3 separate regions of the Mus musculus genome follow, and all the other regions are linked to region 2. The links are chromatin contacts, found by Hi-C or POLR2A ChIA-PET in ENCODE. All regions are on one chromosome and are shown on one strand. The core of a region is the stretch at or near the end of the contact, and the rest is flanking DNA. Distances in the headings are between cores, read along the strand shown. Region 1 has its middle 12 kb from the start of Gm51894. Region 2 holds the start of Tcf7 (transcription factor 7, T cell specific). Region 3 holds the start of Skp1 (S-phase kinase-associated protein 1).

The links. A loop is a pair of places that touch in the nucleus more often than their neighbours do. ChIA-PET counts read pairs that join two places held with the same protein, here RNA polymerase II (POLR2A).
Region 1: POLR2A ChIA-PET joins it to region 2 with 18 read pairs in embryonic stem cell. The contact joins the enhancer-like site here to the promoter of Tcf7 in region 2. A Hi-C loop is called at or near these places in 20 of 37 maps with a recorded cell type or tissue (CH12.LX, Patski, T-helper 1 cell and 7 more). POLR2A ChIA-PET finds 5 or more read pairs at or near these places in 4 of 5 experiments (Patski and embryonic stem cell).
Region 3: POLR2A ChIA-PET joins it to region 2 with 23 read pairs in embryonic stem cell. The contact joins the promoter of Skp1 here to the promoter of Tcf7 in region 2. A Hi-C loop is called at or near these places in 1 of 37 maps with a recorded cell type or tissue (heart). POLR2A ChIA-PET finds 5 or more read pairs at or near these places in 2 of 5 experiments (both embryonic stem cell).

Annotation. Positions count from the first base shown.
Region 1 is chr11:52,344,482-52,349,160 of GRCm38, reverse strand. No RefSeq gene overlaps it. Among named protein-coding and RNA genes, the nearest start is that of Gm51894, 12 kb to the left of the region's middle. Within about 2 kb of position 2,371, at least 3 of the 3 ENCODE cell types and tissues checked have a DNase peak (open chromatin) inside an H3K27ac peak, as active enhancers do; they include gastrocnemius, heart and left cerebral cortex, where a contact is called at or near this core.
Region 2 is chr11:52,281,616-52,286,181 of GRCm38, reverse strand. Tcf7 (transcription factor 7, T cell specific) reads left to right here and starts at 3,168. Exons shown (of 11, transcript NM_001313981.1): 1 at 3,168-3,254; 2 at 3,404-3,470; 3 at 3,936-4,060. The coding sequence starts at 3,965.
Region 3 is chr11:52,229,692-52,234,231 of GRCm38, reverse strand. Skp1 (S-phase kinase-associated protein 1) reads right to left here and starts at 2,237. Exons shown (of 6, transcript NM_011543.4): 1 at 2,114-2,237.

The DNA.
Region 1 (4,679 bases), core at 1,122-3,621, 64 kb before region 2:
GTATTTAATCCCATCACTTGGGAGGCAGAGGCAGATGGATCTCTGAGTTTGAGCAAAGCCAGCTTGGTCTGCATAGTAGAGAGGTTGTCCCAAACAACCCAACAACAACAACAACAACAAGCCACATTCTTTTATGGGGTTAGAGAAATGGCTCAGCAGTTAAAAACGCTTGTTGCTCTCGCAGAGGACCCAGATTTTGTTCCTAGCATCCACATGGTGACTCACAACCATCTACACCCCAGTTCCAGGAGATCTGGCGCCCTCTTCTGGCCTCTTCAGGGACTAGGTGCACACATGGGGCATTTATGTACATGCAGGCAAGATGTTCAGGCATATAAGATAAAAATAAATTAGTATTTCTAAATATTTAGTGTTGTAGTAAGTATTCAATCTCAACTGGGGGTTCCTACCCTGCCTGTGATCATTCAGTTCCCAGATAAAAGACACACAACCTTTTTTTTTTTTTTTAAGATGTATTTATTTTATTTATATGAGTACACTGTAGCTGTCAGACACAGCAGAAGAGGACATTGGATCCCATTACAGATGGTTGTGAGCCACCATGTGGTTACTGGGAATAGAACTCAGGACCTCTGGAAGAGCAGTCAGTGCTCTTAACCGCTGAGCCATCTCTCCAGCCCCCGACACACAACCTTTATATTTATAATAAGCCCTTAATGCACTACAGCTGGGCAAATATCTACCCTTTAAGCTTTTATATCTACTTCCCTGTCAATAACCCCGAGTTATAACTTGTCATGTTCCATCTGGGCTGCTCTTAACTCCAGTTGGCCAGCCCTCAAGGCCATATTTTCATGACTCATTTATCCCATAGTATCTTCCCTCTCTCCATCTAAGACTCCCTCCTTGTGGTCTCTCCTCAGACTCCAAGCCCGGGAACCCAAACCCCACCTATCTTTCTTCTGTCCAGTTATAGGCTGTAGGCATCTTTATTCACCAATCAGGGATAACTTGGGGAGCAAGATTACATGGTATCTCTTATGTGTGTGCAGATTCTCTTGTCCCTGGGAACCAGTATTTAGTATTACAATACATACCAAAACCAAACCTCAACAATTTAGTGTGTGTGCAGGGGCATATGTGCAGGTGTGTGTGTGTGTGTGTGTGTGTGTGTGTGTGTGCTCACCCTTGTTGGCAGCCATTCCCATTTAAACCACCACAGCCCTGTACCTTCTTCAGGGTCTGGGACCTGCATGGTAGGAGGAAGCACACCTATGCCCGGACATCTCTCAGCTTCTGTCCTGTCCCTCTCCCTCAGATGTCCCTCGCTCACTCAGCTTCCACTGAAAGTCTTGCTCCCCAGCACTAAGAACTGAGCCAGAACAGGATATGGGAGAATCGGGTGCCGCCGCTGCCCTTGCAAAACTAATAATCAAAGGATTAGATAGACTTTGCTCAAAATGCCGTAGAAATAGCATGTAAAGACTGGCCACAGTGTCACATGCCTGTGACCCAGGCACTCTGGAGTACAGGAAGGATGATCAGGAGTTCAAGGTCAGAGAAAGGTTGAAGTCTGGACCACGTGAGATATTTTCTCATAAAAGCAAAGCGAAACAAAACAAAAATGAAGACTGACTGGACCCACATTTAAACCCAGCACTCAGGAGACAGAGGCAGTTGGATCTCTGAGTTTGAGGCTAGCCTGGTCTACATGGCAAGTTCTAGCCCAGTCAGTGTTATGCAATGAGACTATGTTTAAGAAGAAGAAAAAAGGGCTGGAGAGATGGCTCAGAGGTTAAGGTTAAGAGCACCAACTGCTCATCTGAAGATCCTGAGTTCAAATCCTAGCAACCACATGGTGGCTCACAACCATCTGTAATGAGATCTGATGCCCTCTTCTGGTATGTCTGAAGACAGCTACAGTGTACTTGCATATAATAAATAAATACATGAAGAAGAAGAAGAAGAAGAAGAAGAAGAAGAAGAAGAAGAAGAAGAAGAGGAGGAGGAGGAGGAGGAGGAGGAAGAGGAAGAGGAAGAGGAAGAAGAAAATCAAAATTAAAAAGAAGCTGAGAAAGGCCCCTAGCAGCGTCTTCACCCCATTTTCCTCCAAAGAGGAATGCTACAGGAATGTAATCTGTAGCAGTCTCATAGAAGATTCTAGGCGTAGCCAAACACAGCTGAATACAGCCCCATGAACACTGCAGCCAGAGTCATGGAAGACTAAAGTACAGTCCCAGGGAAGCCGGGCTTAAGATGAAGGTGGCAGTGGGTCAAATGAATTAGATGAAGTGGAAATCGTAGACTTCACGGACTGAAGCTGAGTTTCTAGCTGTAACTGGGGAAAGGGCGGAGGAGGCGTGGCCTCTGGGGAAGATGGCGGATCTAGGTGCGACCATTGGCTGCGCCACCCTCCTGATTTCCACAGAGGCCAATCTTGGGGGAGGGGACAGCCTCTGGGACGCCCACCAATCTAGTCAAGGGCAGCTATTGTGGGGCAAATCGCTCTTGGTGTCCTTTTCTTGTCGGAGATACATAATGATACAGGAAAAGGGGCGAATTGAACCTAGACCAGGTTTCTTCTCAACACCACTGATTGATATAAAATTCCCTGTGTTTGCTGACTCCTCTATTTCTGTCCACTCTGCCTGGCCTTTACTTGGGCTCCCTGGCAGAGATAGAGAGGCTCTTACTAGGTAGCAATAGCTTGCCAACCACGCCCACGGATGTACTTCCACCCACTCACCAAGAGGTGGCAGCACCACCCCAGGTTGCTTGCTTGGAAGCCTGTGTGATCTCTTGAAGAAAATTCATTTTCCTGCAGGCATCAGTGCACTTTTTTCCTGATGAGGAAAGTGGGGCCAGTAAGAAAACGATTAGGGTTGCCTTTCATCCCCAATAGCGTGTTCTGATGGCTCTCTGACCCGATCCCAAAGGAGATTCAGTCCTTGCTTCTGGGGAGCATTTTAGCAACCTCTTGAGGTATTTTTGATCTTCACAGGTTGGGTGTAGGAGGCTGTCATAATTAATCTTCATTGTCAACCTGCCTGGGTTTGGAATCACCTAGGAAACACACCCGTGTGTGGCGGTTGCACAGAGGAGGGAAGACCCTGGATGTAGGCGGTACCATCCCATGACTGGGGGCAGGGACGCGGGGGGGGGGGGGGAGGGCAAGACTGAATCAAACAGGAGGAAAGGAAAGAGCAAACCGACCACTGGCACCCCTTCCCATCTCCTACCCGCAGATGCAGTGTGACTAGAATCCACACACTCCTGCCCCCAAGCCTTCCCCACCACAACGGAGTACCCTCAAACCAGAATAAACCTTACCTTCCTGAAGCCAATCAAGGGATAATGCTGGGGGGGGGGGGCATGGGCAGGCCTCTGTGCCGGACCTTGGAGGGACCAGGCATGCCAAAGTCCTTGCCTTCCTTCCAGGAGATCAGGCTTCAGAGAGAGATGATGTCTCTGTGAAGTGAGAAGTATGGTCTTGGGGACAACTGAGAGACTAAGATAGAATGGCACAGACAGAGATCGACTTTAACAGCCATGATGGAGTGTGGGGCCAGAGATATGGGTTCTGGAAGCCAAGCTCTGCTCTCTGCACGTGCAGCAAGCACTCCTAACCACTGAGCTATCTCTCCAGCACCCCGTGCGTTCTATTTTTCCGTTACTAGCAGTTCAGTGGGTGTGCCTGCACTACATCACTATGGATAGGGGATCGATGTGTTGCATGTGATAGACCACATGGAGGCAATGGGAATTCTTCTTTGGATTCCTTGGGACAGGGCTTCTCTATGTAGCTCTGACTGTCCTGGAACTCGCTCTGTAGACCAGGAGCCTCCAGAGATCCACCTGCTTCTGCCTCTCCAGTGCTGGGATTAAAAGTGTGTGCTACCCCCTCACCCAGAGGCAATAGGAATTCCTTATCTCATGGGACCGCCCCCGTGTCTACTCATCTGTGTCCTCACACAGGGAGACAGGAGCGCCTGCTCTGAAGAAGCTCCAGTGACAAGAGAAGACGTCACCTGCTGGCTTTGAAGTTGGAGGAAGAGGCTACATGGCAGGAACCATAACTCCTCAGGCTGAAGAAGACAAACATAAGGATATCCCTGAGAGCCAGGGAGGAAGCCTGCCTGACGACACTTTTGTGCCTACCCAGGGAAGCCATTTTAGGTTTCTGGCTGCCAGCACTGTAAATATTGTTTGGTCTTGTTGAGACAGGGTCTCAGGCTATAGGCGTGGATGGCCTCATACTTAATGTGGCCCGGAGCGGCCTTGGTCATCCTCTTGCTCCTGTCTCGAAAGGGTTGGGATTCTAGGTGTGTACCAACACTCCTGACTCAAAATGGTGTTTCTTTGGACCACCAAATGTGTGCTAATTCAGAGCAGCATAAAGAAACAAATGTAGGGGTGGTGGGGTGGCTTAGTGGGTAGGGATGCTTCCTGTCAAGCTTGACAGCTGGGATCAGCTTACTCCTTGGAATCCAAAGGGTGGGTCCCAAATGTCCTCTGATTTTCATATTCATGTAGACCCAAACCCTCCCACCACCACCAAATATATAAGCAGACAAACAAATAACTAAAACATAAAAATAACAATATTCTAGCTAGCCACTGCTAGTGGTGTACACCTTTAATTCCAGCTCTGGGGAGGCAGAGGCAGAGGAAGGCAGATCTCTGTGAGTGAGGCAAGCTTGATCTACAGAGTGAATTCC
Region 2 (4,566 bases), core at 1,919-4,418:
CAGGTTTAGTAATTTTTATTACTGATAGCTAGTTCCTCAGTATGTCTGCATGTGTCACACAGCAGATAAGTCCCTTTCCAGCACTCAGGAAGCAGAGGTAGGCAGATCTAAGGATGAGGCCAACATGGTCTAGAGAAAAATGACTTCCAGGAGAGTCAGGGCCGCACAGGGAAACCCTGCCTTGATATGGGTCGGAGAAGCCTCTCAGCGTCTCAGGGGTCGGACTGGGATATGAGCATGGCAGTTAGGTGTTGGGTCTGGGGACTGACCACCAGGAGCTGGAAGCTCAGCTCAGCACCCTCATTTTGAAGCTGTGACACCTTGGGTGACTCAAACAACCTCTCTGAGCTTCAGTTTCCTCATTAGTAAAATGGGGACAATTGTCCCCATATCTCAGAGTTTAGTAACGATTAAATTAGGTGATGTGTGTGAAGCTCCGATGGATGCTGGCAGGCTGTAATCGCCTAGTGTATGAGGTCATCATCTCTCCGGTGATGGTTACAGAACTGGTGCTGGCTAGGCTTCTGCTGCTGCTTCTATCTATTTATTTATTTTTATTTTTCTTCAGATAGGATCTCACTATGTAGCCCAGACTGGGTTAGCTCTCCAAACCCTGGGGGTTTTCCACACCAGATGAATCTCACCTCCACCTCTCTCCCACTCCCCACCCCTAGGCCTCTCAGCCCATTCCGGGTCTCTCGACCTCCTGTGCCTGCGCTCCTTCCTGTTCTACCATCTTGTGGGAGTTTACATCAGCTGCTACGCAGCGAGCCTTTACACTATGCTCAGTGTGGAAGCGGAGGCAGAGACTCCATCTATGCCACCCCCGCCCTCCCTATCCACAAGCTCCTTTTCTCCCCTCTTGCCTCCCCCTCACTGCTCATCCTCAGGGGGTGAGGCTTGGAGCCAGGATGCCCCAGGGCAGTGGATCCCAGGAAGGGGGGTTTTCACAGCTCTATAAAGTCATCCAAAGAAACCATCCAAAGGTGGGAAAGCTAACAAATCAGGAAAAAAAAATATTTTCTCTTGCCAAATAAAGGTATATATATATATATATATATTCACTAACATTTGAGGATAGGCTACTTCTGCACCAATAAAGCCGAAAGGCCTTGTTCTTTGATAAAAGGGCAATACCAAGCTGGGGAAAAAAATTACCCTGGAGGGCAGAATCACACCTCCCCAGCCCTGACTTTTCTTCAGAAATTCGACCCCCAATGACCTGTGTCAGTTGAAACTTCATGGTCTGCCAACTATCATGGAAGCGACATTGCCAAAGTTGGAGTCGTTTATAAACACAGGAGGATCTGCTGCGCTTTGGCTTAGGATGATCTCAATTTCTGTGCAATTTTCTCAGAGAAGTGCTCACCCCAAAGTTAGCCGGGACAACCTCGGAGCTGAGGTCGTAGGGGGAGGCCTCGCCCCTGGGCCCTTCTTCTCCTGTAGGCTTTCCATTGGAGCCCCTGCCCTGCCCCCGAATCTAGAGAAGATGGGGTCAAAATCAGTAGCAAACTGGCACCTGCGGAAGAAGGACTTTAGAGGTGCCAAGGGCGGGTTCTGCACCGCATCTCTATTGCCAAGCTCAGCATTAATGGCCAAGCCCCCCATCGCTGAGAAGGAGGTGAAACGGGCATCCCGGCTGGGAGCTGGAGGACTCAGAAGCCCCGCTGGCAGGGCGCTGATAGGATCTGAGCGCTGAGAAGCAAGGCCTGGTCTCTTTGATCCTCCGCCAGGCAGGCTGGGCCTGGACCGGGAGGGGCGGTGCGGCTGTCTTCCGGCCGGCTTTGCGCCGCTGCCAGGGGTCCTGTGGGGCCGGGAGTCGGAGAGGCGGCCAGTGTCCTCCTTCACAAATTACCCACTGTTGTTTCAACTGCTTTCCCAAGAGGTGGAAGAGGTCTACATTGACTCCAACACCGAAACGTTCTTGAGGCGGAGGTGTGCGACCTTCAGTTTACTGCATGGCTATCCAAAGGGCCTAGTGTCTTACAGAAACAGTGATCGGTCGTGGTGAATTCGATGCTGGGTGCCAAGGAGATGCCACTGAAGACGCGGCCTTAACTAGCGTCTGAGTCAATGGGCTCCGGATGCAACTTCCCAGACTGAGCAGCTGCCTAAAGACCCCAAGAGAGAATTTCGTGACCCATGTGGCCGCCGGAAGTCTCAGTTCCTGGACAGCAGGTTCTAAGCGTCGAACTTAGTTGAAAAAGTCATAGCGGGCTGGAGAAACCACGTGAGTGGCCACGATCCTTCCTCGCCTCGAGCCACCACATGTCATATATTTATAGTGTTTGATTTGCACATGCAACAACAGGCAGGAGCTCAATAAATGTGTGAGGCGCTAATGCTTGTGTCTATGTAAGCAGGCTGTCTGGAATAAGGTCCCTAATCGGCACAGGGATGATCAAAAGGGCAGGTGTTTGTGTGTGTGTGTGTGTGTGTGTGTGTGTGTGTGTGTGTGTCAGGGTCCATCTAGTATCCCGGGGACGTAAGAAGCCTCCAGATTGAGCAAAGGACGCTGTTCACACCAAGGTTCCAAGTCATCCACAGGTTCCACCGGTCTAAGGAACCACCTTCTCCGCAACTTGGACGCAAGTTGTGGCTGTATGATAGTTAAGGAAATGGAGTTCCAGAGTTTAGTAATGGATTTCAGGTTAGAGAATAGCTGGAGAGCGAGCCCTTTAAGATTATTCCCAGTGGGCCTGTCCCGGTCTCTCCAGGGAGGGGAGGGCGGGGCCTGGGACGTTAGCCCCTCCCACCGCGGCCCCGCCCCGGCGCCCGCCCCGCCCCCGGCTCGCTGCCCGCGGTGCCTTTGATGTTCCGACCCGCCGGCTCCCAAAGCTGCTGTGCCCCGCGCCCTCGCCCCGCGCCCACTGGCCGCTCAGGCGGAGTCAGCGTGCGCTCCGCCCGCCGCGCTCCGGGCTCGGAGCCCCGCACCCTGGGCTCGCCGCCTTCCCGGCCGGCTCCGCGCCCCGCACCCGGCGCCCCGGCGGGCGCAGCGCACCATGCCGCAGCTGGACTCGGGCGGGGGCGGCGCGGGCGCAGGCGACGACCTCGGCGCGCCCGACGAGCTGCTGGCCTTCCAAGACGAAGGCGAGGAACAGGACGATAAGAATCGCGACAGCGCTGTGGGCCCGGAGCGGGACCTGGCAGAGCTCAAGTCCTCACTGGTGAATGAGTCCGAAGGCGCGGCCGCAGGCGCCGGGGTCCCGGGTCCCGGCGTCCGAGTACATGGAGAAGCCGAGGGAGCGCCCGAGGTGAGCCCGGCCCGCTCCTCCCCGGAGGACCTCGTCCCGAGTTGGTAGCGTGCGGACCCGCCCCCCCGCGCCACGGTCCTCGTGGGTCCCATCTCTGGAGCCCCTCCTGTTCCCTCCGCTCCTCATGGCCCCTCTGCTTCGCTCTGCAGGCCCTGGGACGGGAGCACACTTCGCAGAGACTTTTCCCGGACAAACTTCCAGAGTCCCTAGAGGACGGTGAGTTTTTGCGCGGCTGGGGAAGAAGGCGCTAGAACCGGGGGTGGGGGTGTGGGGGGCGGGTTTCCCGGGCGCCGCTGAGCTGGAGTCACTTCCGGTGCCCTGACCTTTATAGGAGTAAACAGACCCCCGCCATCTCCGCCTCCCCTCCAGCCCAGGTGACTGACTAATCCTTTGCCTTGAGGAGCAAGCCTTGGCTAAGGTTCCCAAGCAGGAGGGTGGGGTAGGGAGTCAAGTCCCGGTCGCGAAGTGGAGGTCTGGACTCGGGGGTCTTTCCTCAAAAACTTGCCTTTGCGGATATTTCCACCCGTTCGGAGGTCGCTGTTCCCTGTCAAGTCACGAACTTGAAGGGGACCCCTTGGCAGGGTTTTTTTTTTTTTTTTAACCCCCCTCCGGAGCAGACAGCCTTCAGTCCTTAGGAGCAGCTGGCTGGGCTGGTGTCTGACCCAGCTGTGGTTTTTCCAGGCCTGAAGGCCCCGGAGTGTGCCAGTGGCATGTACAAAGAGACTGTCTACTCTGCCTTCAATCTGCTCATGCCCTACCCACCGGCCTCCGGAGCAGGGCAGCATCCGCAGCCTCAACCCCCGCTGGTAAGTGACCGAAGCAGTCAGGCCCTGTAATGGGGCTGGCTACCTACTTGACCACACAGGTGATGCTTGGACAAAAAAGGACTTCTCTGCCCAATTCCTAGATGCTCTTGCCCAGTTAACATCCAGAGGAGTCTGACCCAAAAGGAGATCTCTGAAGGAGCGCCCCGGCTCCAGTCTTTCTCACTTGCTTTTGACCTTTGTCTTCCCAACTTGCTCAAGCAGGTGCCTGTGTTGGCCCACGGTGGGGTTGAAAACGTTTTTGAGCTGAGCCCATGCCATTCCCTAGCGTGATGTGCATGCTCTGAGCTAGAGCTCTGTGGTTAGCTTTTTTTTTTTTCCTTCAGAGAAGCGAGGGAACTCGGGTGTGAGAAGACTGGGTAAGAGACCTAATCTTTTCCGTTGCCCAGTTCCACTGTGTCCTGACTGCCGTGTATAAGTCCTTGCCGAGGACCCATGCCACATGGTGTAGGTTTTGAGCGGGCTGGGCTGCTCTCGCACACACAAGG
Region 3 (4,540 bases), core at 988-3,487, 51 kb after region 2:
GGAGTTTATGACCATCTTCTTGACACATAGGAAAATAAATTTAAGGTTAGCCTGGTTTTCTTGGCCCCGTCTCAAAAACTAAACTCAACAAATCCCCCCAAAAACAAAAATCCAAAACCTTATCAACTGAGATATAAAATGAGTCATCAGGGAAAAAAAAAAAGCCAAATAAAAACAAATCAGTATTAATACTAAAAGCTCTAAGCCAGCAATTTCTTATCATCAGATTTCCCCCTCATCCCTTCAAAAGAGGATTAATTCAAGACCTCTTTAAAATTCACAAGCAACTTTTTTTCTGATAGTTTTTGTTTTGTTTTTTGAGATAGGGTTCCTCTGTATTACCCTGGCTGTCCTGGAACTTAAGACTAGTCTTGAACTCAGCCATAAACCTGCCGCTGCCTCCAGTGCTGGGACTAAAGGTGGGCACCAAAATCCCTACCTCACATGCAACTAGGCAGGTCTGTGCTTCTAAGGAAGATACAAGCCTTCAATGTTACTCTAAAGGTACTTCTTAAGCATTTCTGGATCTGAGTTGTATTACTAACGCGATTTTTCACAAAAGTACAGGGTTTAGCATTTAAAATAACTACTACACCTATTTTAGGGTCAAACACTTAAGACTCAGCACATCTCCTAAAATATTCATTCAGCTTTCTGAGACACTTGTCCCCAATTCCTCAAGTAAACAAGCTTCAAGAAAGGGGGTTGGGAGAGGTAAAGCTTGTTTTACAATCATCCATTGAAATACCCAGCTCCCACTCATCCATGGTTGAAGAGACTCAAGAGTTCACTTTTCAACTAACAAACATGTCTGCAGAACAGAGAAGTCAGAGCAGCAGACCCTCCCTATGATAAGGCAACAATAAAAGTTAAAATAGGCCAGTTTTTAATAGCAAGACACTGTGTTCTTTTTATGATCTCTAGTACTACAATGAGCATTCCAGAACAAGTCTATGTAGTTGATAAAATTATTTTAAAAGACCACCCCGTATTTCCTTGAAATAATTCACAATAAATAAAGATGTGCTTAGTCATAGTCAAATTTAGGTATTAGGTTACTTGCAAGGGAGCCAGGATCTTATTAAATGACAGGGAGGCAATCGGTTAATCTGTAATTCAACGCACTCTGTAATCCTAGACTTCACTTTTGTTGTTGTGTTGGAATTAAGTGCAAAATTTTTAAGTAATAATGTATGAGGTTTCGATTTGATATGCTTTCAAAAAACCCTTCTTCAGTTCTCTAAGCTCCTAGACTTGGAAATTAATCATCCAAGTCTAGCATGAGAATTCTAGTATACCAGACTTTAAAAACAAACCTGTTTTAAGTGACTCGAAATTCTGACACTTGTTACTACACTGCAGGACGGAAGAGACTGCATTGTTCTATGCCACAATACAGTCTACTGTAACATTCTGCTGAAAAACTGAGTCTCCAAACCTGAGGACTCCGTGAAAAAGTGAACCAGAAGGCAGGTTTTAGCACTATCCCTTAAAAAACCCAAACACCTCAGGTTTTAGCGTCAAATGCCACACACCTCAGACGACAGTGTCTATTACAGTAACAAGTTCAGAGACTGCAGAACGTGACAAAACGCAAAGAAACATTGGGAGTCTGTTACCTGCATATTCGGTGGTTAAAAAGGTGAGACCAATAAGGAGCTAATTGACGCCAGATACAGGAGAAAAGGGAGGGAGCCAAGAATCAAATGGCAACGACAGCCACCACCTGGAACGGCCCAGGACCCCTACTCAAAGCCTCGCTGCCCACCCGGCCTGGAGCGCGGAGCAGCAAGCCTGTCGCTAAGGCAGGCCCGGTACGAAGCCTGGGCCTTCCAGTCGCGTTTGGGGCCGACTGACGTCGCCTGCAAAGCGGCAGGCCTGCCACAGGGCTCGACTCTCTTCCCTGAGCGAGCGCCGAAAGGATGGGAGACCCTTGAAGGCCTGACTCGGCCTCCTCGTGCCTCCCGCGGTCCGGGGGTCTGCAACGGGCCGCACGGCGCCTCAGGATACGAGGCCAGGTCGCCTCGCCGCCTCGTGCACTCCACAGCCAACGCGAGGCTCCCACCCAGCCCCTCCCTCGAGGAACGTGTCCGGCTCGCGGGTTGCTACTCACGGTGCTCCGTCTCAAGACCGCAGGCCCGAGGCTGCCGGACAGAGTTCACAACCACAACGAAGTATCGAGAACAAGGCCACTCGAGCGGCGCCGCGCGGCGTCGCCTTTTATAGCAGCGGGACGCAGGCGCCGAGGACCCCGAGCCCGTGACGTCACACAGCCGGCCGGGCTGGCCGTTGAGATCGCCTGACGGCAGTCGAAACACAGGCGGCAGACCCTGAGCGCCGCAGAGGTCTCCTGGAGAGGTGCTGAGCGGCGGCGGGTGGAGGGGTGGCTGGGCAAGAGAGGGACGTCCTCCTTACTCCGCTGGCCTAAACAGCGCCATGCTCTCCTTCAAAGCGGACTCCGGCACCGGCTGGGAAACCATCTCGACCCGAAGGGTCTTTCAGGCATGGGCTGTCTTAAACGGCTTGAAAGACCCCAGTCCTGGAAAAGCCTGGAAACAACAAACCGCAAAACCGGTTGTGGGTGTGTGTTTTCCTTAAAGGAGTCGCCTCAGCCTGACCACCGTTACTCTCCTAATAACCTAAGGAAATAGAATTGAGTTTGCTGACCAGGGGTTCAGGAGTTGAACCTTCTCTACTGATACTGAATTAAATATATATATATATATACATGTATGCCATGTTGAGACAAAGGTGTTTCTTTAACCTAGGCGGCTTAGAATTCTTAAATACTCCTGACATGGTACACCTGCTTATTTGATTTTTAAAGTTTTATTTTCTTTGCATTTTAAGACGGGACCCTGTTTGGCACAGAGTAGCTGTAAATTCAGTATGTTGACCAGGTTGGTCTAAAATTCATGATCTCCTTCCACCTGCGCTGGGGTCACAGGCATTTTCACCACATATATACTTGCCTGAAACTCTTGTTGTTTTGTTTTGAGACAGGGTCTTACTATATAAGGCTTGGAGCTCGCTATTTAAACTCAGATCTGTCTGCCTCCCAATAGCCAGCTTGGAGATTCGAGGCTAGGACCACCCTGTTGGCTAATCTTCACCTTTATTTCCTACCTTTGAACTTTGAAGAGGCTTCCAGGCCCCCAAATAGCCATTGTTGGAGTGAAGCGCCAAGCCTGGAGAGAGTCAATGTGAATGTAGCATGGAGGTTACATTCTTTGGGTAACCATGCTCTAGGCCAATCTGTGAGGCCAGTGCTGGGGATCCATCCAGCAATGAACGGGGACAGTCAGGCTCAACCTGAACAGGCTATGCTGTACAGGCGGCTCAAAGAAGGCTGTGATAAGGTCGCTAGAATGAAACAGCTTTGAAGTAAAGGGAGAGGCCTGAAAGCACCCATCTGGCCTCAGCCCAGCCAGGAAGAGGGCAATTGCCTGCCCTGCCCTGCCCTGCCCTGCTGTGTCTAGGGAGCATCACTAGCCCCACCAAGGCGCCAGGCTCACCTAACCAGTGAGCACATGATTGGTATTCCTGGCACCACGAAGACAAAAGACTTTTCCACACAGGGCCTCCTAAAGAAACCAGAGACTACAGCTTCTCTAGGACAAGACTGGGCAGAGAGACCAAGCAATGGGTTGAATTACCAGGTCTTTGTCTGCTGGTATCCAATGTCTGCCAGGTGCCAGAGTCGATGACAGAAGATGAAAGACCCACAGTTCTCAGGCTTTTTATCTGCAGCGCTGCCTGCCCTTCACAGCTCCGGCTTCGGGCCTCCTAGGGAAGGCCCACTAGAGAGCCTTTTCCTCCACGTGCCATAAACTCGGTGGGCTCCTTAAACAGTCCTGGGTCATACAGCGAGCCTAAGAAGCCAGCACACTGCATGGCACAAAGTATATGGTTTTCCCCAGAGGTCTGAGAGCCTCCAGTAACGGAATTAACAAATGCTTAGAGCAGAAAATGGAGATTTGGGTGCTGGAACAAAGCTTAGCGTGCCCAGGCCCCTGAGTTCAATCCTTGCCATGCTCAGACTATTTAAGGTGCACGATAGTTCACAAAAGATGCACAAGAAATCCTTTGCCTAAAGAAATGGAACTAGCAGCTGGGGCAAACGTAGGGTGATTGATATATATATATATATTCCCACCATTTGGATATGGGTTCATAAGCGTGTATTATATATCAATTTTCTACCTGTAATGGATTGGATGCAGGACTACAACTCTTTTGCAAGTCTATTTATTTTCTGGGTCTGGGGATGTAGTTCAGTTGGCAGTGTGTATGCCTAGCATATGTGAGGCCATGGGTTTGATTTCCAACACCCCCACAAACTGCATGATGGCACAGGTCTGTAACTCCAGCACTCAGGAGACAGAAGCAGGAGAATCCGAAGTTCAAGGGCATCCTCTACACATAGTGAGTTCAAGAATAGCCTGGTCTACATAATTTTGGGTCAGCTAAGGCTATAAAGCAAGAACCTAAATCAAAAAAAGAATTTTTTAGTGGATAATACAATAATTAATTGGTACCA